Linked DNA regions of Mus musculus: region 1 is linked to region 2. The links are chromatin loops, found by intact Hi-C in ENCODE. Cell type or tissue: heart. All regions are shown on one strand. Links, peaks and the distances in the headings refer to the core of each region. The heading gives the core; the rest is flanking DNA.

Region 1 (14,087 bases), core at 4,124-12,123, 67 kb after region 2:
CCTCTTTTATACCAGATCAGTTGCATGGCATAATTTCCCAGGTACACCTTGGCATGGGCCACACTCGCTTACCCTGTGTTCTAAGTATTTTGGCACAGCACTAAGAAGCTGATTAAACAAAAACAAAGATGTTTCCCCTTTCTACCATCATCATGTTAGCCCATATTCTGTTGCTGTCCTAAAATCCCTGAGACTGGGTAGTTTAAAAGGAAAGAAGTTTATTTGGGTTCTCAGTTGTGGAGGCTGAGAAATGTAGAATCAAATAGATACATCTGGGGAGGACCTCAAACTATCTCAACTTCTGATGGAAAGCAGGAGAAAGACACGCACATGTACAAGAGAAGGTACCAGATGCAACGTTGCTTTGTGTCATGGCAATCACATACCCAAACTTCAAAATTATCAAAGTTGGGCTGGCAACATTGCTTAGTGGGTAACCAGTGGCTAAAGGTTGTCGTCAGATTTAACAACCTGACTTCAATCCCCAGGACCTATAGGAGGCCCAGCTTAAAGAAAGCATCTGAGGAACCAGGTGTGTCCAATGTGTGGGCCTCTTTTCTTCAAAGGAAGGAAATGACTGATGCCTCATTTTCCAAAGGCTGAGGGGACTACTGTCTGGCAACCTGGTGATATTTCGGCTATTCTATGAAGCCAGCCTTCCTGGATCCCCACCAATTTTAAGCATTGCTTAGGTTTTTAACCTTGAGCTTTGTCTCTTAGTGAATAGAATCCATCCTTATGAGTTCCATGTGTTTCACATCCTCCATTACTAGAATCTATTTTTATGCTTATTACAAGTTCTTCCTCTCTAGGTCCTTGTCCTGAGCTCTTTATCAGCCAATAGAACTCATCCCAATAAAGGTCACAGGTGCTACATGGCTAGGGAGTGTCTATGTAGTTATGCCTAAAGCTCTGTTGTGATAACTGTCATGTGGAAACCTTTCCCCAGAGTTTTAACTATATGTTATCAAAACAGCCTAGTTGGTAAATTGCTTGCCTTGAAGTACTTACTTGAGCTGGATACTTAGAGCCATGTAAAAATAAGGTAGACCTAATGGGCCATGTTTATAATCCCATCTAGTACTAGAGAAATGGAGATGGGTAGATTCCTGGTATTTGTGAAGATAGAAGCTTAAAGGCTGTCTTATTGTAAAGACAAACTAGGCTCACTCCTGTTTATGACTAAACCTCTGTCTCTCAAGGATTGGGCTGTGTTCCACCTGTAATGTTAACTACAAATGGTTCTGTACTGCCTATTTCAGGAATGGCAATCATGTCTGTTTCAAAAGTTGTTTTCTAATCATCTTATAGCCCAACTTTTCTTTCAAAAGGTTAAAGGTACACCTATGACTACCTTGTTGTGACTACCTGCTGTTATGACTACCTGTTGTTATGACTACCTGTTGTTATGACTACCTGCTGTTATGACTACCTCGTTATCCTCACCTTGGAACCATGTCTTTGTTTTAGGTGATCATTAGAACTAATTGTTATACTTAAGTTCTGCTCCTATAACCCCACCTATTTTCCCACCCCCACCTCCCCCATTTGTAAACTCTCTATTCCTGAGTGCTAAAAATCTTGTCTTGCTTGGCAGTGGTGGCTCATGCTTGGGAGGAAGAGGCAGGCAGGTTTCCATAAACTAAAGGACATCCCAAACTACAGAGGGAGTTCTATAACAGCCAAGGCTACACAGAAAAACTTTCCCAGAAATCAAACAAACAAACAAAAAACAAACAAAAATCCTTGTTTTCTTCACATTCAAGATTAACCCAGAAAGGCAGTTTCTTGTACACAAATAAAAAAGCTTACTTTCACTAATTGATTACTTAATTAATTTGGTCATGATGATTTGGGTCAGTGGTCTTTCTCCTCCCATTTTCTGTGATTAATACTTGCTGACCTAACATATTTTACAAGTTCTAGCTCAGTGAGAGACACTGTCTCAAATATATGTGATGGACAGGGCCTGAGGGATATACACACATGCACACAATGTGCACATGTACCTGAACACATACACACACAGAAATATATGTGCACATGTACATACAAATATGCACACACAAATACATATAATTGTACACACATATATATTTGTGTGTGTATATACTATGCACACACAGATAATCATGCAAATGAATTTTTAGGAGAATACAATTCAAGCTACAAAAGAAACAGAACAGCTGCCCACCTGCCTTAGTACCCATCCCAGAGGACTGTGCAGTCCCATCTCATAATGCATAGGAAGTTTCCAATGTTAGTACCTTCCTCCTAAATACAAGAAAAACAATGCATCCCCAGGCAGCTGAGGACATAGTAATGAGAGCTGAAATAAATTACGAGGAAGTCAGAAAATTGCATTTCAGACATGGAAACACCTGAAGTATGCAAAGAAATTGAGAAATTTCATTGCACTGGGAAAATAAGATTAAAAATAAAAAGTAAAAACCAGAGAGAAAGCTAAAAGCCAAGTGGAACACTAGAAGCAAATATTTGCTATTCAAAAGTAAAACATAACAAAGGATTAATATCTAGAATACAAAATAGTGGCAATAAAGAACTCTAGATAAACAAATAGAAAATGGAAACAGAGAACTCTCCCCCTGTGTAACACTAGTGGGAGAACAACTGGTGGCTTCTAGTTTTCTTTTGTTGATAAAATAAAACACTCTAAGCCAGTGCTTCTCAATCAGTGGGTTGAGATACCTTGGGGCTTTGAACAGCCCTTTCACAGGGGTCAACTAAGACCATCAGAAAACAGATATTTATAATTCATAACAGTAGCAAAATTACAGTTATGAAGTAGCAACGAAAATAATTTTATGGTTGGGGGTCACCACAACATGGGGAACTGTATTAAAAGCATGCAGTGTTAGAAAGGTGGACAACCACTACTCCAACCAACAGCAGCTTGGAGAGAAAAGGGTTTATCTGACTGATGCTACCTAGTTACAGCCCCTATGACTATGTTGGGGCAGCAACTCAAGCAGGAACTGAAGCAGGGACCATGGAGGAATACCACTTACCAAACCATTCGTCATGCTGTCTTGTACAACCCACAACGCACCTGCCCAAAGGTTGCACTGCCTACAGCAACCTGGGCCCTCTCAGGTCAGGCATTAATCAAGAAAAATGCCTTCAAAGATTTGCCTATCTAGGTCAGTCTGGTACAGGCATTTTCTTAGTTGGGGTTCACTCTTTCCAGATGACCAAGAAAGTGTCAAGTTGACAAAAACCTAACAAGCACACTTAGCTATCTTTTTATACACCCCATGACTACCTTCCCACAGTGGGTTGGGCCCTCCTCTGTTGATAGCCAATCTGATCTGGCCAATTCCTCAACTGAAACTCCCTTCTCAGGTGACCCTAGGGCTGTGTCAAGCTGACAGTTAAATCTAAGTAGGACAATGGTATCTATGACGATTTGACAAGTACACAACTTCTGAGAGAGAACCCTATTTCTAGGTTTCTATGTGGAGAAATGCTATAAATACCACAGAGGGGCTGCGGCAAGGATCTTAAGTGCAGAAGTGGTCGAGAGAGGACAGAAATGGAAACATCTTAATATCCATCAGTAGAGGACTGGTTATATAAACCACGCTCAAGCTGCTCAGCCTACCAAAAAAAAAAAAAAAAAAAAAAAAAAAAAAAAAAAAAAAAAAAAAAAAAACAAGGGAAAGGGCTACGGGCATAGCTCGAAGGTAGAATAATATGCAAGGCCTTGATGTTGATCCCTGGCAAAAATAACAAAAACAAAAACTACTATCATAATCAACAACAAGACCAAAATGAGGACGAACAGTGGTTCTCAACCCTCCTAATGCTTTGACCCTTTAATACAGTTCTTCATGTTGTAAAGACATCCCTAGCCATAAAATTATTTTCATTGCTACTTCCTGTGATTTTGCTATTGGTATGAATCTTAGTGTAAATATCTGATATGCAGGATACCTGATATGCAACTTCCAAAGGGGTCTTGACCCACGGGAACCACTGGGGTAGGGGAAAGTTGGAACAAACAGGAACTAGGAAGATAACCATCAGTAGTGTGCAGGACCCATCCAATGAGTGGATAAGTCAATGAATCTCTAGTTGAATAAATGAATATAAAATGTCCAGAATGATGGCTCAACTATCATCACCTTAGCCATCTGAGATCAGTATTTCAATTCCTGGGACCCACAAGGTAAAAGGAGACCTCTACATGCTCCTGTGTGTGAGTGTGCGTGTGTGCCTGTGTGTGTGTGTGTGTGTGTGTGTGTGTGTGTGTGTATGCGCGTGCACGCGCTAAAATGGGGAATGGAGAGTACTGAGTATGGTCACCTACACTTATAATCCCAGTACTGGAGAGGAAGGGACTGGATGACTCCTGGGGCTGGGAGATGGAGCTTTTGACAAACAAATGTAAAGAACAGAGTGTGCCTAGTGGCTTTCATGTGAGCCTAGTACTTAGGAAGCAGGTGTGCACAGGGGATCCCCAGCCAAATTGGCAAACTCCAAGTTCAGTGAGATACCAGGCCTCAGGAAATCAAATAGAGCCATGGAAAAAGATACCTGACATCAACCTCTGGCCTCTGCACAAGAGCACACACATGCAAACATGCAAACTCACACACGGGTGTAAAAATCGCATCCTGTAAACCAAAACTAATTACCTAGACACAAAGAGCTGGATAGAATCTGACATAAGAGTATGTTGCTAGGATTTCACGTCTAGAATAGCTAGATGAAGAAGAAAGCTATCTGGAGCATGCAACTGATAATTTTAGATTAGGGAAAAATTAGGAGGAATTAGATGAAGAGAGACAGTTTCCTCTCTTCCCTTGTCCAGTGCTGTAGACTGAACCTCACAAAGAGCAGACTGGAGTGCTGACACTGAACTATCCCCCCCAGCCTGGATATTTCCTGTTTGAAGTATAACTACAATAGCATTGGTAATGTACTGCAAGGCAATAAGTACAGGGAAGTAGAAGGCCCAAGAGATGTCTCAGGAATTAAGAGCACTTGCTGCTCTTGCAGAGGCCCTGAGTCTGGTTCCCAGCACCCATGTCGGGCTGTTTATGAAAACCTTAAACTTCAGCTCTAGGGGACTTGATGCCCTCTTCAGGCCCCCAGGGGACCTGCGCAGATATGCATGCCATCACTCACAGGCACAGCAATCAACTTTAAAGAAATCTTAAAGAAAGAAGAAGAATTATAAAAGAAGTCAAACCCTCCAATCACATGTAAATAAAGGTTTTACAAACATTTTCAATGATAAATGGCCATAAAAATCTGTTTTTCTTTGAAAATATACATGTACATATACATACATATGTATATATGTATACACATATGCATGTTTATATATGTATATATCTGTATATACATGTGCAGACATATATAAAGAGGAACCCCTGTAGTAAATTTAAACAAAAAAATGGAGAAAGAATATATAACAGGGTTAGACATGAGAAAAAAAACAAAAACAAAAGAAGCTTGACAAAGTCACTCATGAGAGCTAAGCAGTCACATACCACAAAACAGATCAATCCAGTAATAACTGGTGTGTTCCCATAAAAGCTTAAAATAGAATGCCAATGAGAAAGAAAAATTCAAATTAAATATTAATTAGAGGAATGAAATGCATTTCTAAAAGGAAAACAAATTGTACATCTATCCTGCGGCTGAGAGCTTTGGGGGCAGTTCAATGGCTGTAAGGACAAGGCACAGTGATTCTCTTCTTTATCTTCATGTATGTGTCAGACCTGTGTGTGAATGATGTGTGTGAGTGGGGGGGGGGGGTTACACATGCTATGACATGTGTGTAGAGGTCAGAGGTGGCCTCAAGAGCTATTCCATATCCTCTGCCTTATTTGAGACAAGGTCTTATTACTGTTGTGTCCACCAGGCTAAGCCACGTTTCTGGGCGTTCCCCTGTTTCTGCCTCCCATCTCATAGCACGGCTGAGATTATAGATGCATACTTGTATCTGACTTTACATGGGCTCTGGGGATCTGAACTCAGACCCTCATGATTACATGGCAAGCACTTGCTTTACCCCCTGAGCCACCTCCTCACCCTTGGCAAAGGACTTCTAAACAGAGTAACAGCAGGTATGTGATACCCTGTGTCCTGTAATCGTAACAATGTAGTAAGAGTTATGCAAACAAGGGAATTGTTCTGCAGTTGCATTTGAAAAGTAGGGAAAATGTAATGCATGCTGTGATAGCCTATAAAATGTCACCCTTTCTAGAGCAGGACCACCCACACAGAGCAAAGGATGAATCTTTTGCCAGAAGTTTATGGGTTCTTTCATTGTAATATATGTGCATAGGCATACTTGTGCGTGTGTGTGTGTGTGTGTGTGTGTGCGTATGCACACATGTTAAGTGCCTGAAGAAGCCAGAAGAGTACATTAGAACCCCAGAAACCCTAAAGCTGGAGTTACAGGCAGTTGAGAGCAACTCAATATGCATGCAGAAAACCAGACTATGTTTCTTGCAAAAGCAGCAAGTGTTCTTAACCACTGAGCCATCCCACCAGCATCTGTACTATGAGTTCAACACTGTCACAGATTACCCCACTCTTCCTTCCAATGATGCTTATTCATACATCTCAACCATGGACTGTATACCTTACTGACACTCCATCATGGGATCCCTAATAAGGATTTTTCAAGTATTTTTCACAGATGAGAAAACTGAGTGAACGAAAGGGCTTCATTTGAAGGTCATTGAACTTTGGAAGGGTGGAGTCAGATTCAAGCCCCAAAACAATCTTTTCATCCTGTCATAGTATGGTGAAGAACAAAGCCAGCTGTGGTGGTGCACATCTGTATTTGCAGAACTCAGGAATCTGAAACAAAATGAAAGAGAGCAACATGGGCCACATGGTGTTCCAGGCTAACTTAGAGCTATGAAGTGAGACACTGTTGAGAGAGAGACAGACAGACAGACAGACAGACAGAGAGAGAAACAGACAGAACCAAAGTAAGAAAGAGAGAGGGGGAGAAAGAGAAGAAGAAAAAGAAAGAGGGGAAAGGAAATAAAGAAAGGAAAGAAACAGGAACAAAGGGGAAAGAAAAGAAAAAGAAGGAAAGATAAAGAAGAAGGAATGGAGGGGAGAAGGAAGGAAGGAAGGAAGGAAGGAAGGAAGGAAGGAAGGAAGGAAAGAAGGGGAAGGGGGAGGGGAAGGGGAAGGGGAAGGGGAAGGGAAGGGAAGGGAAGGGAAGGGAAGGGAAGGGAAGGGAAGGGAAGGGAAGGGAAGGAGGGAGGGAGGACGGGAATGTAAAGATAAAATAGGAGGGAAAAATAATGACAAGCAAGACTTTCTGAATATCTAGGGAACTCAGCTACTAGCTGAATATGAATACCTTTCTACAACTGCACACTTTACCCACTGCCTTCCACACTGATCCCACAAATTCAAGAATGAGGGCTTTATAGTTAAAAGTAAACTCGGGCACACAGACCTCAGTTCCAGTTGCTTCCTGTTATTATGCAAGCCATAAGTGACCTCAAGGCGGTCTCATCCTAGCCACGGTTTTCCCATACAAATAGATGATTCAGAGCTTTCGTGAAAATTATGCAAGTCAACACCAGACAAGTACACATAGTACTAAAAATTTGCTAAGTAAACCTTAGCTATGCAGACAGCCCTAGATTGTGTCTGTAAAGGTTAATCTGTCCATTTCAATGGATTTAGAATCACTTAAGAATATGTCCTCCGAGAGTGTTTTCAGGGAGGATTAACTGAGGAAGAAAGTCTCACGCAGTCATCTCTCAATGCTTTCCAACTGCGGATACAGTAAGACTGGCTGCTTCACATTTTTGCTGCCGCCATCGCCGTGCAGCCCCGCCATGATGGACTCTGCCCTCAAACTGTGATCCACCATAAACCCTTTCTTCAGTTACTTTTGTCAGGGGTTTGGTCACAGCAGTGAGAAGAGTGAATTCATTGGGTAGATAAGCCAGAAGATGCTAAACTGCAGCTCAAACTCAGACTAATTCCTATTTATGCAAGGTCCACAGGCTGAAAAGGGTATTGCTTGCTAACTTTGACATCTAAGGAAGAATAATACAATCCTTTCTTGGTCTGGGGAGGGACGTCTGCTCCAGACCCCGCCCCTATCTACACCCTAAGATACCAAGAAGTCGCTCAAGCCCCTTATGTAAAAGGGTGTCATATTTATATGTAATTTGCATAGAGTAGACAATATATTTGCATATAATCTATCTCCCGTGTACTTTGAGTTAGCGCCAGATTATTTAGCATACCTAATACAATGTAAATGTATGTAAACAGTTGTGATATTGTATTATTTAGGGAACAATGATAAGAAATATCCAGGGGTGTTTTTGATTTTGCTTTGTTTTTTTCTTCTCCTCAGTATGCCTCATCTGAGGTTGAGTTTAGAGTTTTCAGCAACAGAGAGCTGAGCTGATGGATATATAGTGACATATGGAAATCATAGGAGATTCAAATTTTGCTGTCTAAAAATAAAGTTTTATTGGAATGGGGCCACACTCCTTTGTTTACATAGCCTACAGAGGTTTTCCACGTGACATGGCAGAACTGTGTCATTGTGACAGAGACCAGATGGCCCTCAGAGCTAAAAATATTCCCTCCCTGGCCTTCTTCAGAAGAAGCCAGACAACCTCTGACCTGCCAATTATTAAACAAAAGCAGCAAGTTAAGGACTCATAAATCAGTTATTTGTTTTATATGAATATAATGTCATAAATCAAAATCCCATTCCTGAAAGGCCACATCATGTTGTACAAATAATGCGCTGAATCATATCAGAAAGAAAGATACAAAGGAATGATTTTAAATGCAGTGCATACATGCACCCAGACATGATACAAAGGCTGTACTATAAGCGTGTGTTGGAGAAAAGCCTTACTGTGTAGGCCCATAATCTCAGAACTCAGGGTCTGAGGCAGGATGACAAGTGAATTCAAGATCTGCCTATTAAAGGTGCCTCGGCAGCTTTAAACGGACCTTGTCTTAAATTTTTTAACAAAAGTAAAGAGTTCAGGCCCAGAAGCTGAGCTCCTACCCAGAATCCCCTAGGAAGGGGCTGGGGGTGTGGCTCAGTAGTAGTAGAGCTCCTACCTAGACTCCTCCAGGGAGGGCTGAGGGCGTGACTCAGTAGAATAACACTGTTTGGCATACATCAGGCAGTGGGTTTGATCCTCAGTAGTTTCTTTGGGGATTTATTGGCGTGGTTGAGGTTTTTCAGTTACAGGAATCTATGGATAGAACCCTCCCTCATTCTTCATCATTCCCCTGGGGCCATAGATGCCGGCCGTATCTTTAATATTTCACACACACACACACACACACACACACACACACACACACACACACACACACGTTCCCCTCAGCCCCTGCACACACCAATGGCTCCATCCAAACATTTGCGTTTGACAAGAGATAAAAAGAGGGATGCCCAGCAATCCTCCTTCAAAGTCTCTATCATCATCACCATCATTGTTGTCATAATGCTTGCCATTAACATCAAGGTTTAGTTGATATAGGGTCTCATAATGTAGCCCAGGCTAGTCTCGAACTCATGGCAATGCTGCAAGTACTGGGATGTTAGGCATGCACCATCATAGCGAAGGCCAGCCAGTCGATTTCAAACAAATGCTGGCTCCGTTTCAGAGGCTCAATGTGTCTTCACGTTTAAGTTCATACTCATGAATAGGCAAATGAGGTCCTCCAGGGCTGCACTCTATCTAGAACTCCTTCTTCATCTGAACTCTAGGCACTAGTAACTCTCTAGGTGGCGCTGTCTTTTCCCTCCTGAAGCTTTTGCTCAGGCGGTCCAGGTGACAGGGGCATGAAATCCAGTCACCCATCCCTGACCCCGTTCCCACCGCAGCCACCTCATTCTTACCACTCACTTTTCCAGGTGAATACCTTTTCTATCACACTACCTACAACAAAACAAAACAGGGCCGCTGTCTTCCACATCACAGTAGACCATGGAAGAATTCTTTGTCTTCATTCTCAGTTATTCAACACCGTAGGAAGGAGTGAAAAGAGTGGGACGTGGTACCCTACACTGAGTGTCAAAGATAGAGCGGTGAGGCAGGAGTGGGTGAGTGGGTGGAGAAGCACCCTCATAGAGGCAAACGGGAGAGGGGATGGGGTGGGTGATTTGCGGAAGGGAAACTTGAAAGGGGGGCAACATTTAAAATGTAAGTAAATAAAATAACCAATAAAACAAAATATAAAATGATAAATAATGAGGAGTTTGGGGGGAGGAAGATCACGGATTATTAAAATCCAAATGCATATTGCTTGCTGAAATTACAGTTTGAATGTGGAATGCCCCCAGCAGGCTCAGGGTTTAGAACAGTTGGTTCCAGGCTGGTGGGGCTGTTATGGTTGTATGTATGAAGGTTATATAAACTTCAAGAGGTGGGGCCACAGCTGGAGGAAGTGGATCACAAGGAATGGCCTATTCCTATCTTATCTCTGCTTCCTGATCCTCCCAGATATGATCAATCACAGTCGCCAGCCAACCACCAAATATTTTCAAAATGTATGATGTGAATCTTTCCAATTACATCTCCCTGAAAAAGTACCGATTTACATTCCTTTTCCCTGGATATTTTTAAAATGCTTATTTGTTTTAATATGATGTGAAAGTTTAAAGAGCAAAAGAGAAAAACAAATTGCTATTTGGGAAAAGGGGGTAGGGAATAAAAGGAAGTTCTCAAATAAAAAAAAAACAAATTAAAAACAAAAGTGTTATAAATAGTGAAATTGTATTAAAACCAAGCATCCAGGGTTATGAATGAAAATATTTTTTAAAAGAATTAAATACTCTCTGTCATGGCTAGTATTGATTGTCAACATGACAGTGTCCTGAGTCTCCTAGGAGACACACTTTGGGGCATGCCTATGAGGGAGGGAATTCCTGGACTAACCAAGGAAGGGAGATTCACCATCAGTGTGGGCAACACCATCCTGGTCTTGGAGGACCAGCCTCTGCCTCTCTCTCTCTCTCTCTCTCTCTCTCTCTCTCTCTCTCTCTCTCTCTCTCTCTCCCTCCCTCCTTCTTTCTTCTTTCTTCCTTCTTCCTTCCTTCCTCCTCCTCCTCCTCCTCCTTCTTCTTCCTTCTTCTTCCTTCTTCTTCCTCCTTCTTCCTTCTTCCTTCTTCTTCTTTCCTCTTCTTCCTCTTCTTCTTCCTTCTTCTTCTTCCTTCTTTTTTCTTCTTCTTCCTCTTCTTCCTTCTTCTTCTTCTTCTTCCTCTTCTTCCTCTTCTTCCTTCTTCTTCTTCCTCTTCTTCTTCCTCTTCTTCCCTCTTCTTCTTCCTTCTTCTTCTTCCTTCTTTTTTCTTCTTCTTCCTCTTCTTCCTTCTTCTTCTTCTTCCTCTTCTTCCTCTTCTTCCTTCTTCTTCTTCCTCTTCTTCTTCCTCTTCTTCCCTCTTCTTCCTCTTCTTCTTCCTCTTCTTCTTCCTCTTCTTCCCTCTTCTTCCTCTTCTTCTTTCTTCTTCTTCTTCTTCTTCTTCTTCTTCTTCTTCTTCTTCTTCTTCTTCTTCTTCCTCCTCCTCCTCCTCCTCCTCCTCTCTCCCTCCCCCTCCTTGTCCCTCTCTTCCACTTCTCCCTACTGCCACCATGCCTCCCCCATCATGATGGGCTGTACTTTTGATCGGTGAACCATAATAAGCCCTTCGTGTCTTCAGTTGTATCTTGTGAGGTGTTTGGTGACAGCAATGAGAAAATAATGAATACAATGCCAATTCCACTACAGTATGATAAAGTATAACCTCATACATTTACATCTAAAACTAAAGAATAAAATGAAGAAAGATTAGCTTAAATCCATATTCAATCTAAATCCATTGAGAGAACAATGCTAAGCACAACAGGCTGAATATAGAAGAAATAGACTAAACCAAAATTACATTCTTTTCTCAACTCGAGTTTTAAAAATTATAACAGAAGCTTCAGAGCGAAGATAAGCATCCATTGAATAAATGTGGGTGGTCCCATCTTGCATATAATTTTAGACAAATTAGCAATCTCAAGAATGCATAAAACACACAAAAAGTATGACAACATCAACATTAGAAAATCTGTGTACACATTACAAATGCACTCAGAGGCACAGATAGCCCAAAAATAATTCATGCAAAAGAAAGCTTTCTACCAGTTTTCAGAACAAATAAGAAACGTGAACAGAAGGTTTTTTTTGTTTGTTTGTTGCTTTGAAGTTGCTGATTTTTTTGTTTGGTTGGGTTTGGTGGATTTTTGGTTTGTGTGTGTGTGTGTGTGTGTTTTGTTTTGTTTTGACAAGATTTCATGGTCTATACTATCCGCAAAATCACTATGTCAACCGGGGTCACATGGTGCTATCTGTCCTTCTACCTCATCTCCCCACGTGCTTGGTTTACAGGTATGAGCCACCATGTCCGGCTCTGAGCCAAACTTCTCTATTAAGTCAATAACTGGACATGGGTTTAATGGAGTTATGAATTAAATACATGCCAGTCCAAACAGCAGGTGTACTATTTAAAATTTATTAAATTAGTGCTAGCTTAGTGGCAGGATGTTTGCCTACCACATGAGAGGCCCCTAGATTCCATCTCAGCATGGCAGAGAATGCAAAATTTTAAAATAATAAGAATAAACTATAGAAAAAGAATTTGGTTCAATTTTGGCAGAGAGATAATTAAACTGCCTCAATTCTTTCAGAAGAGAGTATGCCCAGTAATATGAAGAGTAAGTAAAACTATCACAGGAAAAACAATATAAATAGAATCCTGTATATATGTTGCAAGTGATTTGGAAGAAAACTCAGTTTTTCTTGTGTCTGTGGTACAGATTTTAGTAAGGGAGCTCTCCATTATAAAGCAAAACAAAACAAAAAAACAGAAGTAACTTATTGCTTAGTGATAAACAATGGGACAGAAATAAAGGTGTCAAGTCATTTATAGCCATGTAGAAGTGGAAAAGGGCACTTACCACATGATGCTAAGGGAGAAAGGAAGTAATAGATTGAATGCCCAGAGTGACAGCAACTGCGTACAAAGCTTCCTGTGTTCACGTAAAGATAGAAGCAGGACAGAGAAAAGGAGAGATGACTGTGGTGTTTTTAACCTGAGTTTGTAACTCAAATTTGTAAACACTTTTGCAGAGCCTCAGGACATACAGTGATAAGTCCCTTAAAACCCAACTTCTCTAGGCTAGGTAGACAGTTAAGTCCTTGCTACACAAGCACAGGGACTTGTATCGGTCAACAGAGCCCATGTAAAAGTAAGTCAGCAGCCGTGGCTCATGACCTTGATCCCCACTGTAAAGACAAGAGACATGAGGCTCATTGGGATTTGCTGTTCAATAGGATAGCTCCAGGCTCAGTGCGATACCTTGTCTCAAAGGAATATGGTAGAGAATGATGGATCAGGCTGTCCTGTGTCCTACTCTGGCATCTCTAGGCACACGCGCGCGCGCGCACACACACACACACACACACACAGAGAGAGAGAGAGAGAGAGAGAGAGAGAGAGAGAGAGAGAGAGAGAGCGCAATTTTACAAAAACGCCAGGCTTGGTGACCTATGCTTGTATTCCAAGTTCTGTGGAGACTGAGGCAGGAGGATCCAGCCAAACTAAATTAATCTGTGAGCCCAGAGTTCCAGTGAGAGACACTGGCTGAGAGAACAGTATAGATGGTGTCTGAAGAATGGCACCTCTGGTCTCCACAAGCACATACATATATGTGTACATACACATATCCATTCAAAGAAACACTCAGGCGGTCTCTGGAAGCATTAGAGCAATTACTACCAGTAAATATATAGTAACCCAGGCTATAGCCTTACATACCAATAAACACCATCAATGGATTCCAGGCAATTCTTTCTAGGATGTGTTGTAGGGATGAGTGGAAAGGGGAATACACAGTAGGGCACATGTGGATGGAGAGTCCATTGCTGTAAACACACTGTCCTAAAATATCACACCAGAACCACCAGGCAGACCTACTGAAACAGATACTGGTCTTTTAAGACAACCTGATGGGCTGACAGAGGTTGCTGCAGCAGCAGGTTTATTCAGAGAAAAGGTTCCTGTCATCAGCACCAAG
Region 2 (15,782 bases), core at 3,318-11,317:
CTCCTCCTCCTCCTGCTCCTCCTCCTCCTCCTGCTCCTTCTTTGTCTGCTGTACATATGTGTTTCCTTTCCCCCAGTAAACACTTTTCTTCAATGCTTTGGAGTGGAAAATAAATGTCATCTCTAAAGAGCCCCAGTAAATGGTCAAAGTGCTGAGCTGACCACTGAGTGTTCAGGCCTAAGTGGGACATTTATTTTAGTGCTCATCCCCCAGGGCTCAGGGAGCATCACTGAAGAGATGGCACAAAGAATGTAAGAGCTGGAGGGCAGGGAAGAGAGCTGTGAGATGCTGTCTGTCTTCTGAACAAGGCATAGATGTTGCATTTATGAACTCACAATAGCTACGGTTTCTTGTAGAAGACCTTCACACAAGATCAAGCCAACAAAATTGGCTACCATTGCAACAGGTAACATTAATTAGACTCAGTGAGCTAAAAGAAAAAAAAAAGTTTCTATCAGCACAGGAATCTCCCCTTCTTTCTTTGTTGGTGCATAACTATGGACCCAACTCTCCATCAATCCTTTCATCTTCAACCCACTGATCCATTCATCCATCCTTCAATCGTCCATTCATCCATCCATCCATCCATCCATCCATCCATCCATCCATCTACCCATCCACCCTTCTATCCATCTATATTAACTTCAAGACATACGCATATACATGCATCAACTGATATATTTATTCATACATATTTATCAATTTATCCATTGATATATCTATACATGAATGTATACATACATATATACTTATCATACATGTGTTCATCTACCCACACATACATGCATTCATACTTTCGCTTACCATCTATATACTTATATCTATGCATACATATATCTACCATCCATCCATAAATCTACCTATACAACAATATATATGCATATATATATATATACATCCACCTATACACATTATATGTAAATATAAACATACATAAATATACTCATCTGTTTTCAATTTATCTATCTATTTATATATAAATATATTTGTTTCTATTCACACACATATGTATACAAATATAATTATTTGCACATACATAAATATATATCTACCCATTTATATGCATCTATAAGTATATCTATCCAGTCATTATACATACACATATCTATCCACACATAATACATAGACCCTTCATTTCACTAAAGTATCTAGATATTCTGATTATGCTGCTTAGTTCAAATAAATCAAAACCAGTTACTGTCATGGTTACACACATGCACACCCAATTTTCTCTTCTCTGGGAATAATTAACTATTACAGCTTTTCCATCCTATTGTCTGCAGAGCAATAAATTATGAGCAAAAAGTATGTATTTCAGTAAATGGTTCAGATTTCAAAAAGCCAGCAATACTTATCTTCTCTTGGGGGATGAATTTGAATGCCCCTCCTCCCTTTCCATAAGGCCAGTGGGGACCCAATATTAAATAATCTTTTTTTTTTTTCCAAAATCCATTAGGGGAAGACTTTTCTTCTCCAAACAGAAAACCTAATGCTGTCCTCACGAATTTCCCAGGCATCGCACACCACAGAAATACCACCCCCCTCATCCCTTCCCAAGACTAACAACTACAGAATTCAACCCTTCACATTTAATTTCCTTTTAAAACTGGGTTTGGAGGGGGGGGGCACTGGGCATCCACAGAATGGTTATTCTGGACTAGCTCCCATTAGAAAGACTGTCTGGAACAAGATACCTTCATTGTTATGCAAATTGCATTCCTATGCAAAACTCTACTCGAAGTCCAATGTACTGTTTTTTTCCCAGACTAGCTTGCCCTCTTCTGCAGTTAGCTTCTATTAAGTGTTGGCTCACTGCTTTTTAAGGTCAAAAGTCCCCTTTCCAGGAAATCCACCTGATACACAGGAGATTTCTGTTCCCCCCCAAAGCTGTTCTTCTCCTTGGTGATCATTTTTTCCTAACAAGGAACTAGCACTTTGTCTTCTAATGCCTCTTCACTGGGTAGGGCAGTTGGCTGCAGTACGGGGGAATCTCTGCCCTTCCCTGATTATCCCTTTTTCCCTTCTTTGAAAAAATGCTGTCTTTGTAAGCACTCAAATAAATCTCTAAAGGGAAAAGGCACCCACGAAGACACAGCCATGACTGCCTGGTATTTACAGTCCAGACAGGGATCTTAGATTTATCTCACCCCTGCTTAGCTCGTTCCAAAAAAAAAAAATCCAGACCCTTGAGAATAATTCTTATGATGATTCAGACAATTGAGAGGTCAATAAGGCTCAGAATAAAATATCCATGTATGGAAAGAAATAAAGAACCGAATTCAACAAATGGAAAAAAGTATTTGTGGAGCTGGGGAGAGATGGCCTAGTGGGTAAGAGTGTTATCTGCTCTTGCAGAGGATTTGATGTTACCAGTCAGCACCCACAGCAGGGGGCTCACAACTGCCTGTCACTGTAGCTCCGGGGGAGTCAACTACTTTCTTCTGCTCTTCATTGGCACCAGCATACACATGCACAACTGCACAAGCGCTCGCACACACACCTAAAAAGGAAAAAATTTCCGATTCTCTGCCGCACCGAGATTTTCTAAGTCTCTCTTTGGGATGCCCACCCCCAGCAGAGACACTGCATCTCAGTATGTGAGAATCACTGAGGAGGAAGCCACAAGAGGGATCTAGAAAGAGAGACAAGGGTACATTAAATACAAAATAAATTAAAAAAAAATTGAGTCGTCCATGTCTTCAAACAATGCAGGCTCTTTCTACACCCTAGACCTAGAGATTCAGGCACAAATAAACAATGTGCTTCCCAGACTCCCGGCCCATACAGACAAGAGAGGAAGATGGTTGAGTAAATACCACCAGGGTGACCCATCCACAAGCTCTGCACGCCCAGGTTCTGCCAATCGCAGGTCAAGCGCATTAGAGAAAACAATTGTATTTAACACATACTGTGATGGTTACTTTCCTCAGTGCTGTGGGGAAATCCCTGGTAGAGTCGAATTAAGGGAGAAAGGGTTTGTCTTGGCTGATGTTTTCAGAGGGTGGGAAAGGAACGGTTGCAGGAGCTGCTTTGTCTATAGCTGTGGAAGTATGGGTAGAAATCCCACCGTGGTTGGACAGACAGACAGGGGTGTACTCATCAAGGTTTCCAGCTATTAAACCACATCTGACAGCTAGACCCCCTCAGCTCAAAGATTCTATATAGCCCCCCAAAGGAGCACCATGAACCTATGAGGGGCATTCCTCACTCACAACACATGGCTTTGGGTAGCAATTCCTCCAAGAGGGAAGTCTTCCTAGAAGGCTCAGGAAGTGGATGAATCTTAGAAGTTTCAGAAGGCAGAAACTTAACACTATGCACAAGGTACCTCCCTAAGTTATACAAGCAGCAATGATTACTAGGGAAGGGAGACTCTTGGCAAGAAATGAGTGTAAGTTGGGTATCAAGATCAAAGGACGCAGCTTTGACGTAACACTGGCCGTGCTGGGTGGGCTCTTCCATGATGCAACTACCTTTGGATCACCCATGGTACTGTATATTATTTCCACCCATACCCCAGTGGGCAAACTGGATAACTCATTGTTTCACTAAGTTGGACTTTGGTGGACTGTTATATTGTTTTGTTCTTGGTGCCTGGAACAGTAAAAACAAACAAACAAACAAACCCTCTGATTGAAACTATAAAGTAGATGGCAACTGAGCAATGACACCCAAGCTGACATCTGACTTACACACTTGCACACAAACACACACACACACACACACATACACACACTAATTTTGAGAGGTTTGTTCCCTCTTAACAAAGAAGATAGACCTTTCCTGTCTAAGCTGCTTGTAATGCTGGTCCAGGGAACATGATATTTGGCTCAACCATACTGGAACAGATAGAACCGACTAGAAAGGGTCATGCACTTGAGCAGACATATGGGTGGGGGGGGGGGAGGATCTGGATCCTCTAAGTGACTAGAAAAGACCTCCAATGACTAACACAGCAGTAAGTGTTCTGTTATTTGCTAACCAATCAAAAGAGCAGGCACACAGAATGCGAGATCACATTAGCTAAGGCTACCATTGAACACTCGGAACTATGATTGAGGACTCAAGTGCTGGAACTTCTCATTTAGAATCCTGGCAAAGGGGAGATCTGTGATGTTTCCAACTTTGCTTTACATAGGAGCTGCACACATGGATGATTCTTCCTGGGGCGTGTTACTGGGTGATAGAAAACACAGGTTCAGCAGGATGTGGGGCACACACCTGTAATCCTGGCACTTTGGAGGCTGAGGCAAGAGGGTTAAGACTTCTAGGCCAGCCTGGGCTACATAATGAAACTCTGTCTGAAGGGGTTTTAGGCAGCCATTGCCAACATGGCTCTGGCAGGCCGTACCCTTCTCCCATTCCATTTTCCTTGCTTTAAAACAAACAAACAAACAAACAAACAAACAAACAAAAACCCCCAAAAGTTAGAGTACGTTCTTAAAGCTAGGAAACAAGGTCTGTTTCCTTATTTGGCCACTTCTTCCCCCTGAAATTGAATACCAAGTTTCAGCTATGAAAGTACTGAGGTCCCACAACTAAAAACCTCTTTTTGGCTACCCTAACAAACTGATCTAATAAAAATTAAACACCTCATCTTAACACAAAGCTTTTCCTTTTACATTTATAAACTGTCATTTGCCCCATGGGCCACATCTGATTTCTCTCTGTGCAGAGGAGGTCATTTGTCCCTCTGGGACAAATATCCCTGCCCCTCTCTCCCTGGCCTCTTTCCTTTTTTCCTTCATCCTCTATCTCCTGCCTTTTACTCCCTGCCCGTTGTCCCTCTGGGACAAATAAATGTCCTCTGTGCTAAGAACTTGGTCTAGGAGAGTTTTGTGCCAACACAGGTCCTTTCTCCATTTCAAGAAGAAGAAGAAGAAGAAGAAGAAGAAGAAGAAGAAGAAGAAGAAGAAGAAGAAGAGGAGGAGGAGGAGGAGGAGGAGGAGGAGGAGGAGGAGGAGGAGGAGGAGGAGGAGGAGGAGGAGGAGGAGGAGGAGGGGGGGGGGAAGAGGAGGAGGAGGAGGAAGAGGAGGAAAGTCACAATTGTCTACATTTTTTTGGCAAGTGTACCAAACTTTACAGCACATACAATTTATATATAGTGACAAGAGCCCCAAGTTCATGCTCAGTCTCCTTTTGCCCTTTATCACAAGTTCCTTGATATAATTATTATCATTATAATATTCTATACTTAGAGATTGGATGAATATTTGAAATATCTACTTGGCTGGATTGAGAGATGCCTGAGGCACTGATGAGTCATAACTGCTGGATATGTCTATGAGGGAGCTCTCAGAGATGACAGAAGTGTGGGTCAGTGACCTGAGGTGGGAGGAACTTCACCGAATATATGTGGGTACCATATAGCTGGCAGGGGTCCCATATGGAAATCAAAAAATGAGTCTTCTCTTTCCCCCTTTCCTCCCTCCCTCTCCCTTCTCCTCTCCTGTCTCCTCTGTCTCCTCCTCTCCTTCTCTTTTTCCCCCTTCCTCCTCTTCTTTTCGCCTTTCCCCTCCTGTCTTCTGCCTTCCTTCTTCCCTCCTCTCCCTCTCCTCTTTCTTCCCTTCTCTCCTCATCTCTTCTCAGGCATGCCTTCTATAAAAGGCAACTCTGGGGAATACAAATGGAAGCAGCCAGCTGCTCTGGGTGTGGGGATGAGCCTCCGAAAACCAGGTGAGACCACAGACCCTGCAAGGCAGATGGCTCCCATATCCAAACTGCCATTCCTGGCTGCCTTCTTTCTTTGTAAATATCCTTGAAAGCTTGAGGACTGTGAGTCACCAGGACAAGAATAGATTCATTCCTGAAAGGCAGGTCTTGTGACTGACATTCTCTTTGCTGACTTGCCACCTGGTCACTGGGCCTTCCAGACACTTGTCCTCATGCACAAACTTCCCTCAGACCTGAAACATTCACTTTTTCTTGGATTGGATAGAATCCAACCCACATTATTCCTGGAGCAGGCTCATACAACACTTCCCACCTACTCACTGCTGGGCCTTTCCTTTTACTCCCCAAAGGAGAGTATATTGCTTGCCTACCTGCTTGCCTCCCTCCCTCTTCCTCTCCCCCTCTCCTTTCACCCTCCCTCCTTCCCCCTCTCTTTTCCCTTCTCCTTCCCCCTCCCTCCCCCTCTCCTTCCCCTTCTCCCTCCCCCTCCTTCTTTACCCTCCCTCTTTCCCCTTCCTGTTTGAACCCAGAGCTTTGCATATCCCAGGCAAACTTTCTACTTCAGAGTTGTGTTCCCAATTTTTATTTTAAGACTGTAACTAAGTTTCACAGGATGCCTTTGAAGTCAGGACCCTCCTGCTTCAGCCTCCTGAATGACTCACTATACCCTGTTTGGTGTGGACTCTTTCCAATAACTGGAAATAATAAACCAAGCCTCCCAATGAACAAACCTTTGTAAAGTCTCAGAAGTACACAAAAGAAGTCTAAGCATTGTTCTATTCTGAGCAACAGATTAAAGAAAAAAAATCTATTATTTAACTATGTGTTGTTTTTCTGAGTGAGGGTATGTGCATGTGAGTGCAGTACCCAAGGAGGGCAGGAAAGGGCAGCTGCAGTTATGGGCAGTTGTGTGCCACCTAATGTGGGTTCTGGGAACCATATTTGGATCTTTTGCAAGAGTGACAAGGGTTCTTAACTGCTAAGCCATATTTCTAGTCCCTGGACTTTGGATTTTACTGTTCATTTTCTGGTTCTATTTTTATTAAAGGTTTCTTTTACAAGACACTTTTAAAGTAGTTCCTATGGAGGATTTGGGGAATGACTTAGCGAGAAAAACCCTTGCCATCCCAGCACTAAGGACCAGATCTCAGTTCAGATACCCAGAACTCACATAAAGCTAGAGTTGGTGGTGAATAGATCTGTAATCCTAAAGTCCTGTAATCCCTGTGGTGAGATAGGAGGCAGAAACAGGAGAAATCTCTAGAAGCTTATGGGCCAGTTACTCTCTTGAGTGCACAGTGGGGAACAACAGGGGACCTTGCCTCAAACAAAGAGGAACACAAAACACAAACAAAAACCAGGGCTGAGGAGATGGCTCAATCAGGGTAACTTTGCTTTATATTCACAAAACCTGCCTTGAAAAGTCAAGAACCTTCCTGTAATCACAGGGCTGAGGAGGCTGAGACAGGTAGATCCCTGGGACTGTGCCCACCGTGTCTAGCCAGTTGGCAAGCTCTAGGATCAGTGTGAGAGCCTGTCTCAAAAATAAGGCAGAATAACACTCAAGGTTGTCCTCTGCCTTTCACACACCCACACACCCATATACCCAACACAAGAATAAATAACTGCAGTGTGAATGCACTGTACACTGATAAGGGGAATATAAAATAGTAGAGATGCTGAGAAAATTGAATTGTATTCCAAACAAAATTAAAAAAAAATACTCTATGACCCAGCAAGTACAACCTTGGTTTATGCCCAGTAGAATCTGCAGCACAGACTTGAACATGTATCTACATAGTCATGCTCACAGCAGAACTGTTTACAATAGCCCAGAAGTCAGGGTGATGGACTAAGGGATAAACAAGATGTGGCACATCCATACCATGCAATTTTATTCAGCCTGAACAAAGGAAGGGAATCTCAACGCATATTAAAACATGGATGGACCTCAAGGACATTATTCCAAGTGGGAGGAAGAAAGAAACCAGTCACATGAGAACAAATTCTGGATGTCATTTATTGGAAGTACTAAAAGGAGTCACATTTGCTGAGACAGAAAGAAGAGTGCTTGTTCTAGTCCAGTGGTTGTCCAAGGCAACTGAGAAGCCCTGAATTCTGTCCCCAGCACCTCATACACTAGCAAGATCAGGAGTTCAAGGTCATCCTTGTCTACCAAGTAAGTTTCAGGGCAGCCTGGGCTATGTGAGACTCCTTCTCAAAGCATAGAAACAAAAGACCCTAAAAGGAAGGGAAAGGATAGGGTGTTGTGACTTCGCAGAGCTTCATTTTATAAGACAGAAAATGTTCTGGGGATGTCTCCATGCTAGTAAACACTGTCAACCCTCACAACCTACACCCTCAGAAACAGTGAAGATGGTAAGGTCTTTTACCATAATTAATTTCTTAATGTAGATAAGTCTTGATATTCCCCTGCTTAGAGTTGTAGGTGGTTTTTGTTGTTGTTGTTGTTATTTTCTTTTGTTTTACAAATCCAGGGATTTTTTTTTAAGTGACAAAACAGCTGGGTCTGAAAGTGCAGATCTATGGTTGCAGCAACTCAGGAAGTTGGGGGGAGGGGTATCTTGAGTCATACAGTGAGTTTAAGGCCAGCCTGGGCAACTTAGTGAGATCCTTCGTCTCACTGGTTTACTTTACCACAAGGATACTAAGGATACAGCTTAATTATAAAATGTCTGTTTAGAATCCCCCAGGGAGGCACTGGGGTATAGCTTAGTCATAAAGTACCTGCCTAGAATCCCCCAGTGAGGGGCTGGGGGCGTGGCTCAGTGGTAGAGCACCTGCCTAGAATCCCCCAGGAATGGGGTGGGGTATGACTTAGTGGTAGAGGACATTTCTAGCATTCATAAGTTCCCAGAACTTCCCATTGAGAGAGAGAGAGAGAAGAGAGAGAGAGAGAGAGAGAGAGAGAGAGAGAGAGAGAGAGAGGGAGGAAAGACTTTCAGGCTATTGGTTGACTTAATAAGCTGTTGTGTCTCCTGAACATCCTACTTTAAGTATGGACACCTCTTCACTACTTGAGACACCAGACTATCAGCTTGACAAACTATTTCTTTTCAGCTGTCTGCCAAGAAAACAATGAGAACAATATACAAGAAGCCTTTTCCCTTGCTCTTTGGCACCAATATCCACCAATTCCAAATGCCCAGGCTGGTAGGAGAGAGGTTCACAGACTTCCTATTTCCACACAGACACACCAGAGACACATCTGCACAGAACACTGTCCCAGATTTTAAGAATACCTGCTAATGCAGGTTCTGGGGATGCTGCTTGGTTGTTAGATCCAAGAAGCCCTGTATTCTGTCCCCAGCACCTCATACACTAGCAGGATTAGGAGTTCAAGGTCATCCTTGTCTCTACAGTAAGTTCCAGGGCAGCCTGGGCTACATGAGACCTGTGTCAAAACATAAAACCCCAAATCCCCTAAAACTAATCCACTAATGATTTCACATTCCAGTAAACATCCCAGTCAGACTCTGCCACCCTAACCAGAATAGAAAATTGGATTCTAGCCATGGATCATCCCTAGATACAAAATTACAGTACTTAAGCCTTCAGCTGGATCTGCTATACAATTGATGTAGAATAACCCTCAGGAAGAAAGGATGCATAAATTGGTTAGGAGAGGAAAATTCATATTAAAATTCACTCCTAATCCTACAAGCAAGACGGTGAAGGGGAAGAACCCCAAAGGAACAAGAGAAATTACAAGCCTTAAAATCGGATTACATTTGATAGAAGACACACGACACGGTTAGGGATTCAGACATTTAATTTTATGATCCATAACTACATCTATAGCTGTGCCTGTAGGTATATCTTATCTAACGCCATCCCAAGCCTGTCCTTTTGATTTTTCTCCCAGTGGTAAAAATGCTAGGTTTGTAAGTGAAATGCTGGACTTACAGGTAAAACCGGCAATGGAGCCTCATGTAACAGCTGGTATCCCAACAGAAACATGGAGGTAAGAAACAGAAATGTAAGCTGTTCAAACTGCAAAGAAGCCTTCGGTGTGGGGAGACAGGCCATTAAAACAAAGGTGCATTTCCTGTTATTTTGCATGTATGTGTGAGTGCCTGCTTATATATCTGTGCAACGTGTACATGCCTGGTGCCTTTGGAGGCCAGAAGAGGGTATTGGATCTCCCTGGAACCGGTGATAAAGATGGTTGCTAGGTACCATGTGGGTGTTGGGATTCAGACCTAAGTCCCTGGAAAAGCAGCCAAGGAAGGCTCTTAAGTACTGAGCTATATCTTTCCAGCCTGTAATTTTTTTCATCTTGCTAGTTGTAAAAAAACCAATCTTCAATATCAGCTTGGCTAGACTTAGAACCACCTAGGAGGGACACCTCTGGACCAGTTCTGTGAGATTTCTAGAGAGGAATCACTGAGGTGCTCTAAGTATGGGTAGCTCTATCCCATGGGCTGGGGGTCTGGACTGAATGAAAAGGGACACAGTGAGCCAAGCGCCAGCATTCATATCTCTCTCTCTCTCTCTCTCTCTCTCTCTCTCTCTCTCTCTCTCTCTCTCTGCTTCCTGACTGTGGATGCCGTGTGACCATGTGAGAATCAGCCTCATGCTTTCTCTGCCATGATGGATTATAGCCTCAAACTGGGAGCTGATAAAAAGCCTCCCTACCTTGCGTGGCTTCTTAAGTGGCTTCGGTCAGGTATTCTGTCACCACATGGGGATAGTCAGCAGGACAGCACCACATAGACTCATTGATCTTCCTTGATTGAACCCACCCTTGCCCCATAGTGATGGCTTCCGACCAGGTCCTAACAAGTTTGGAGGTAACACTCCATTTTCAATGGCTTTTCCATCCCTTGAATGTTGCCAAGTGCTTACAGAAGACCTATAAAGAATCCGAACAAGGCAATTCAGGAACAAAGGGTGGGAAATGTGCTTAAGCAGGTCATCACACACACACACACACACACACACACACACACACACACACACAGCATGACTGGTCCCTACCCCATCACTCCATCTCTTCCCACTAAGAATCACCCATGAACACACAGTCCAGTCGGCTTTGAGGAAGTGATTGGATACTGACAGCTCCTTTCTCACTTGTGGGTTTACATATTGATGGAGTCAGCCTAATGGGGGATTGGGAAGTGGTGGACACTTACAGGGCAGAGCCTAGATGGAGGAAAAATGGGTCACTGAGAGTGTGTCCCTGTAGATGGCATTTTGTTCCTACTGTGTGTTATATGTCTGTGTCTATATCACTCTTATTCTCTTGTTGACTCTATGTCTCTCATTATCTCTGTTGTTTATTCTCATCATAGCTGTCTATCTCTACCTCTTTGTCTCTTCTTTGTTCCACATTCTCTATGTGTCTCTGTCTCTGTCTCCCTCCTCTCCCCCTCTTCTTTCTCTTCCTCCTTGCCACAGACACACAAACAGTGTAAGTGATCAGACACTGAAATCTCTAGCTGGAACAAACCATTCTTTCTTTACATTGTTTGCCTCAATCAAGCATTTTGTCATAGCCACAGATTCAATTAGAGACCATGTTCTCCTAAAAAAAAAAAAAAAGATAGAGCTACAGAAAGACACTCCATGACAGCTGGTCTCTATGTGCACATGTGCACATCCCACACATAAGCACATGCATGTGCATGTACACAAACATGTCCATGTACAAACAAGCCTCTAAAATTGTATAAAAAGAACCAATAAATCATTGAATGAATTAATACCACTATTCTTCTCAATTGGAATGCTTTCGAATATTAGTAACATGGCTAATTAAAGAACTGAAGTGTGTGTTTTCATTCCAAGCAGTGAGGTGTGTGCTAAGGGGATGAGTTGGGAAATCAGAGGGAAAGCCCTGTGCACCTTCTTGAGAGACAGCTTAACAGGCTCAAAGGCACATGTGTACACCTTGAATCCCGGGTAGAGAAATAAACGCTGACCATTGTTCCCAGTGCTGGGATAAGTTTAGCACAGTTGTTTATAAAGTGCTTGCCTCCGTGCTTCCCTGGAGGAGTTAAGTTATTATTGGGATACGGCAGAAAGCCATGATCGTTTTGTTGTCAGAGTTCTGGAAAGAGAAATTTCAAGGGCTAATGTGAAATCTTTGGGGTCAAGTCCTGCAAGGAATGTGGGTCTTTATCAAATATAATAGCTGCTTTAGCTGGGACTTCAGTCACTGTGAGTCACCAAAAAACAAAGGCAGTATTTCCCAAAAAACATACAACCATAGAATTGCTTACCAAAAATTAAAATAAAAGAAGCTAAGTGTGTATAAATCACTGCATTAAACATTAAAAGCACAGTTTGACATCTTTTTTGGCATGTCAGAAGTATAGTACATTTGCATAAGTTCTGGTTTTTAAGTTTTTACTTATATATTATTAAAGATTGATTTATTTTCTATTTCATGCATATGAGTACATTGTAGCTGTCTTCAGACATGCCAGAAGAAGACATCAGATCCCATTATAGATGGTTGTGAGCCACCATGTGGTTGCTGGGAATTGAGCACAGGACCTCTGGAAGACAGACAGTGCTCTTAACTGCCAAGTCATCTCTACAGACTTTATATTTTTAATTTAGTGTATGTTTACGTCTGTGTGTGGGTCCGTGCATATGAGTGCAGATGCCCACAGAGGTCAGAAGAGGGCACTGGATCACTTGGAGTTGAGTTGCAGCTGGTTGTAAGCTGCCTACCTAGCACCTGAAATCAAAGTTGGGCCCTTTTCAAGAGTAAGACCCATTCTTAATCCCTGAGACATCTCTCCAGTCCCTGGGCTGAGCTTTTTTGATGTTGAGTTGGGGGAGGAGGGGTGGTGCACTGTGCACGTGTCAAAATCAACAGATAACCTCGTGTTGCTCCCCTCCCCCTCCTCCTCCTCCCTTATTAGAGACAGAGTTTCTTGTTTGCTGCTGTGTGCACCAGGCTATCTGGACCATGAGCTTCCAGTGGTTCCCCTGCCTCTGCTTTCTATCTTACTGCAGGAAAGATAGGATTGCAGACTCATACCATAGTGCATGGCTTTTACCTGAGTTCTTGGAATTCAACTCAGTTATTCATGCTTGTGTGACAAGCATTTTACCCACTGAGCCACCTCCTAGGACACACACACACACCCCTTTTGACACGGGTCTCACCAGATAGCCCAAGCCATCACCCAGTTCACAATCCTCCTGCCTCAGGTGCATTACCAACAATGCACTGCCACATCTAGGTCTCGGCACTTTGCATTCATGCCTGAATGTGCCACCTTCCCCCCAAAGAGTCCCACTGTCTAATCACGTAGTTCTCATTCACACACCAGACTCTATTATCCCAGACCAAGGAATCCCTCGTTCAAAATGGATTGGCTAATTTCTCTTGCAAATAATTTCTGAATAAAATGAAGAGAAAGCAATTACGTGGCATGAGTAAGACCAGAATGCCTAAGCCACTGAAGCAATCATATTTCTAAGATTTTTTTTTTAGTATATTAATTACGCACATGACAACCATTGTTCCTGTAGCAGATGAATGCCTTGATCGGAGTCTGGATTTCATCATTTTTTTAAAAGATGCATTCTATTTTAAGTTATGTGTTTACACATCTCTCTGTGTGTATGTGTGTGTGAGAGAGTGTAAATAACCACAGAGGCCAGATCTTAAGCGTTAGGTGCTGTGGAACTGGACAGGTGGGAAACACCCATAGCTGGGAACTGAACTCAGGTCTTCTGCAAGAGCATCACTTGCTCCTAATTGCTGGGCTATCTCTCCAGCTCCCATCTCTTACTTCAACATCAGAGTTCTGCTGCTCTCCTGAAAGCGATACTGTAAAAGGGTCAATAGAAAAGCTCCTTCCACTTCCCACCAAACTGGCACTGCACTGACATTCTAGGATGCCATATTACCCCAGATCAGAAGTAAAACCCAGAGAAACGTTATTATCAAGGACAACTAAAAGAAGGTTTTGAAAAATATTTTTAGATTATGCCTATGTGCGTGTCTGTGTGGGAGTATGCAGTATGTGGATATGGAAGCAGTACCTGCAGAGACCAGAAGGCAATGTGTCTAGGACTAGAGTCACAGGGGGGTAGAGCCACCCAGTGTTCGTGCTGGAAAATGGACCCAGGTTTTCTGCAAGAGCAGCAAATTCATATCTTCCAGGCTCTGAACCGTATGTATAACATTTGTATGTGACCATTTAAAACTATAGAACTCGGGGCTGAGGAGGCAACTTAACTTGGTAAACTGCTTGTTGTGTAAGTTTGAGGGTCTGGACTGAGCCTCACAACCCACACTCATCAAGAAAGAAAAGCTGGGCATGGTGTGTGGGCTTGTGATCCCAGACCTGCATAGGTAGAGAGAGGAGAATGGCCGAGGACCACTGACTAGCCAGCAGAGCTGAACTCGAAAGTTCCAGGCAAGTGAGAGGTCTTATCTCAAAAAAGATGTTAACAGCAACTAAAAGATATACATGGTTTTCCTCTTCACATGTCTGAGTATGTGCATGTGTACGTGTGCATGCAAACACCCACACCCACACACCCACAAACAAATTAAATTAACTCTATTTTATTTTTAAAACATTAAATTCATTTTATATATTGATCCTCTCTCTCTCTCTCTCTCTCTCTCTCTCTCTCTCTCTCTCTGTGTGTGTGTGTGTGTGTGTGTGTGTGTGTGTAGCCATAGGAAAACATGCAAGAATCATCTCTCTCCTTACATATGAGTCCCAGGCAGTAAACTCCAATCACCAGGCTCAGAAACAAGAGCCTCTACCCACCGAGCCATCTTGCCAGCGATAGAACTCTCATTCCGGAATACGAACCTTGGTGTCTAGTTGGCAAGCTTCATGGTTTACGCTCCTATCCATGTAACTACTTGAACTATATTTTCAAAGTCATTGCCAAGGTTGGGTTTCTCTGCCTCCTCGCCTGTGTGGAAAACAGGAAAGCCATCCAGAAGAGGTTAATGGAAAACACAGTGACAACCATTTGTGCCGATGTGTATTCTTCAGCTTGCCCCAATCTTTCATCAATACATCTTTACTTTCCTTCACTGTTCTCAGAACACTTCGCATGAATTCTACCCTCTCCACAGATTTTTCAAGCGCACATCACTGTGCTGTCGACTGTGGCTTGTTCGTCATCATATCTAGGTTGTAGCCACCTTGCCCAAATGAAACTCTAGGCACATTTGCTATGGCTTGGGTTAAGTCATCCCCAAAAGCATATATGCTAAGGACTGGGTCTCCTATCTGGCTGTAAGCAACAGCTGCTAACTGGACTAAGGTCTCACTTGGCACAGGGAGATCATGCCTGGTGCTGGAAATCTAGCCAAGTAACCAGGGCTAGTGAAGTCACGGATCTTAGAGGGGAATCTCTGTCACTTTACTAAACCAGCGTGACTCCTAACTGCACTCTAAATCATGCTCCTTAGACACACAGAGCTCCCACTAACCTCTTTGCAACAGACAGAGACTAATACAGAAGATCATAACTGGTCCAAACACTGAGAACAACTGAGCCTCATTGGATACATCCGCCATTTGACCCTTGCACCTACGGCTCAGGAAACATTGAGGGAGAAGGAGCAGAGAGACTGTAAAATCCGAAGGACCAGGAAACCTGCTATGAGATTGTGTCTCCTAGAAATGGTAGAAATGCTTCACTCGTGGTACCTCAACAATATGGCTTCCTAAACAAGACCTGAACAAGTACAATGTCAATAGACATGTTGCCAGGGAAGGAGTCAATCTCACAGGGCCTCACCCATAGACAAACAACCACGGACAACTAATAATTGCTGAGAGCCAGAGAAACAGTTTTCCCCAGGAATGAGACCCCCGATTTGTTATCCAAGACCAAGTGATCAGCCTTGAAATCAGACTTATTCAAATGTTTAAAAAACTGGTCCCCCAAGGTGCAGTAGCACGTGCCTTCAATCCCAGGACTTGGGGTGATGTGGTAGAATGACAGAGAATTCAAGGCTAGCCTGGATATTACACAGCCAGAACCTGTCTCAAAGATCAAACAGTGAATGAAATTCCCAAACAACAACAATAACAACAAGTCAGAAACAATCTGATGAGTAAAGGCTTCGACCCTAGATTGGCACCAAA

Evidence for each region. Peaks named below come from ENCODE experiments on the same cell type or tissue, not always from the same donor. Only the 100,000 strongest peaks of a DNase experiment are listed, where the experiment ranks them.
Region 1: a loop joins it to region 2, with 2.4 times the contacts of the local background. A loop is called at or near these places in 5 of 42 quality-filtered maps.

What each region holds. Positions count from the first base shown.
Region 1 is chr5:131,242,343-131,256,429 of GRCm38, forward strand. The region is part of intron 1 of Galnt17 (polypeptide N-acetylgalactosaminyltransferase 17); the gene reads right to left. Among named protein-coding and RNA genes, the nearest start is that of Galnt17, 58 kb to the right of the region's middle. In heart, for the core only: no CTCF peak of the experiment used is centred there; a DNase peak (open chromatin) is centred at 8,569; H3K27ac peaks cover 918 bases.
Region 2 is chr5:131,175,664-131,191,445 of GRCm38, forward strand. The region is part of intron 1 of Galnt17 (polypeptide N-acetylgalactosaminyltransferase 17); the gene reads right to left. Among named protein-coding and RNA genes, the nearest start is that of Gm40338, 99 kb to the left of the region's middle. In heart, for the core only: no CTCF peak of the experiment used is centred there; no DNase peak of the experiment used is centred there; H3K27ac peaks cover 617 bases.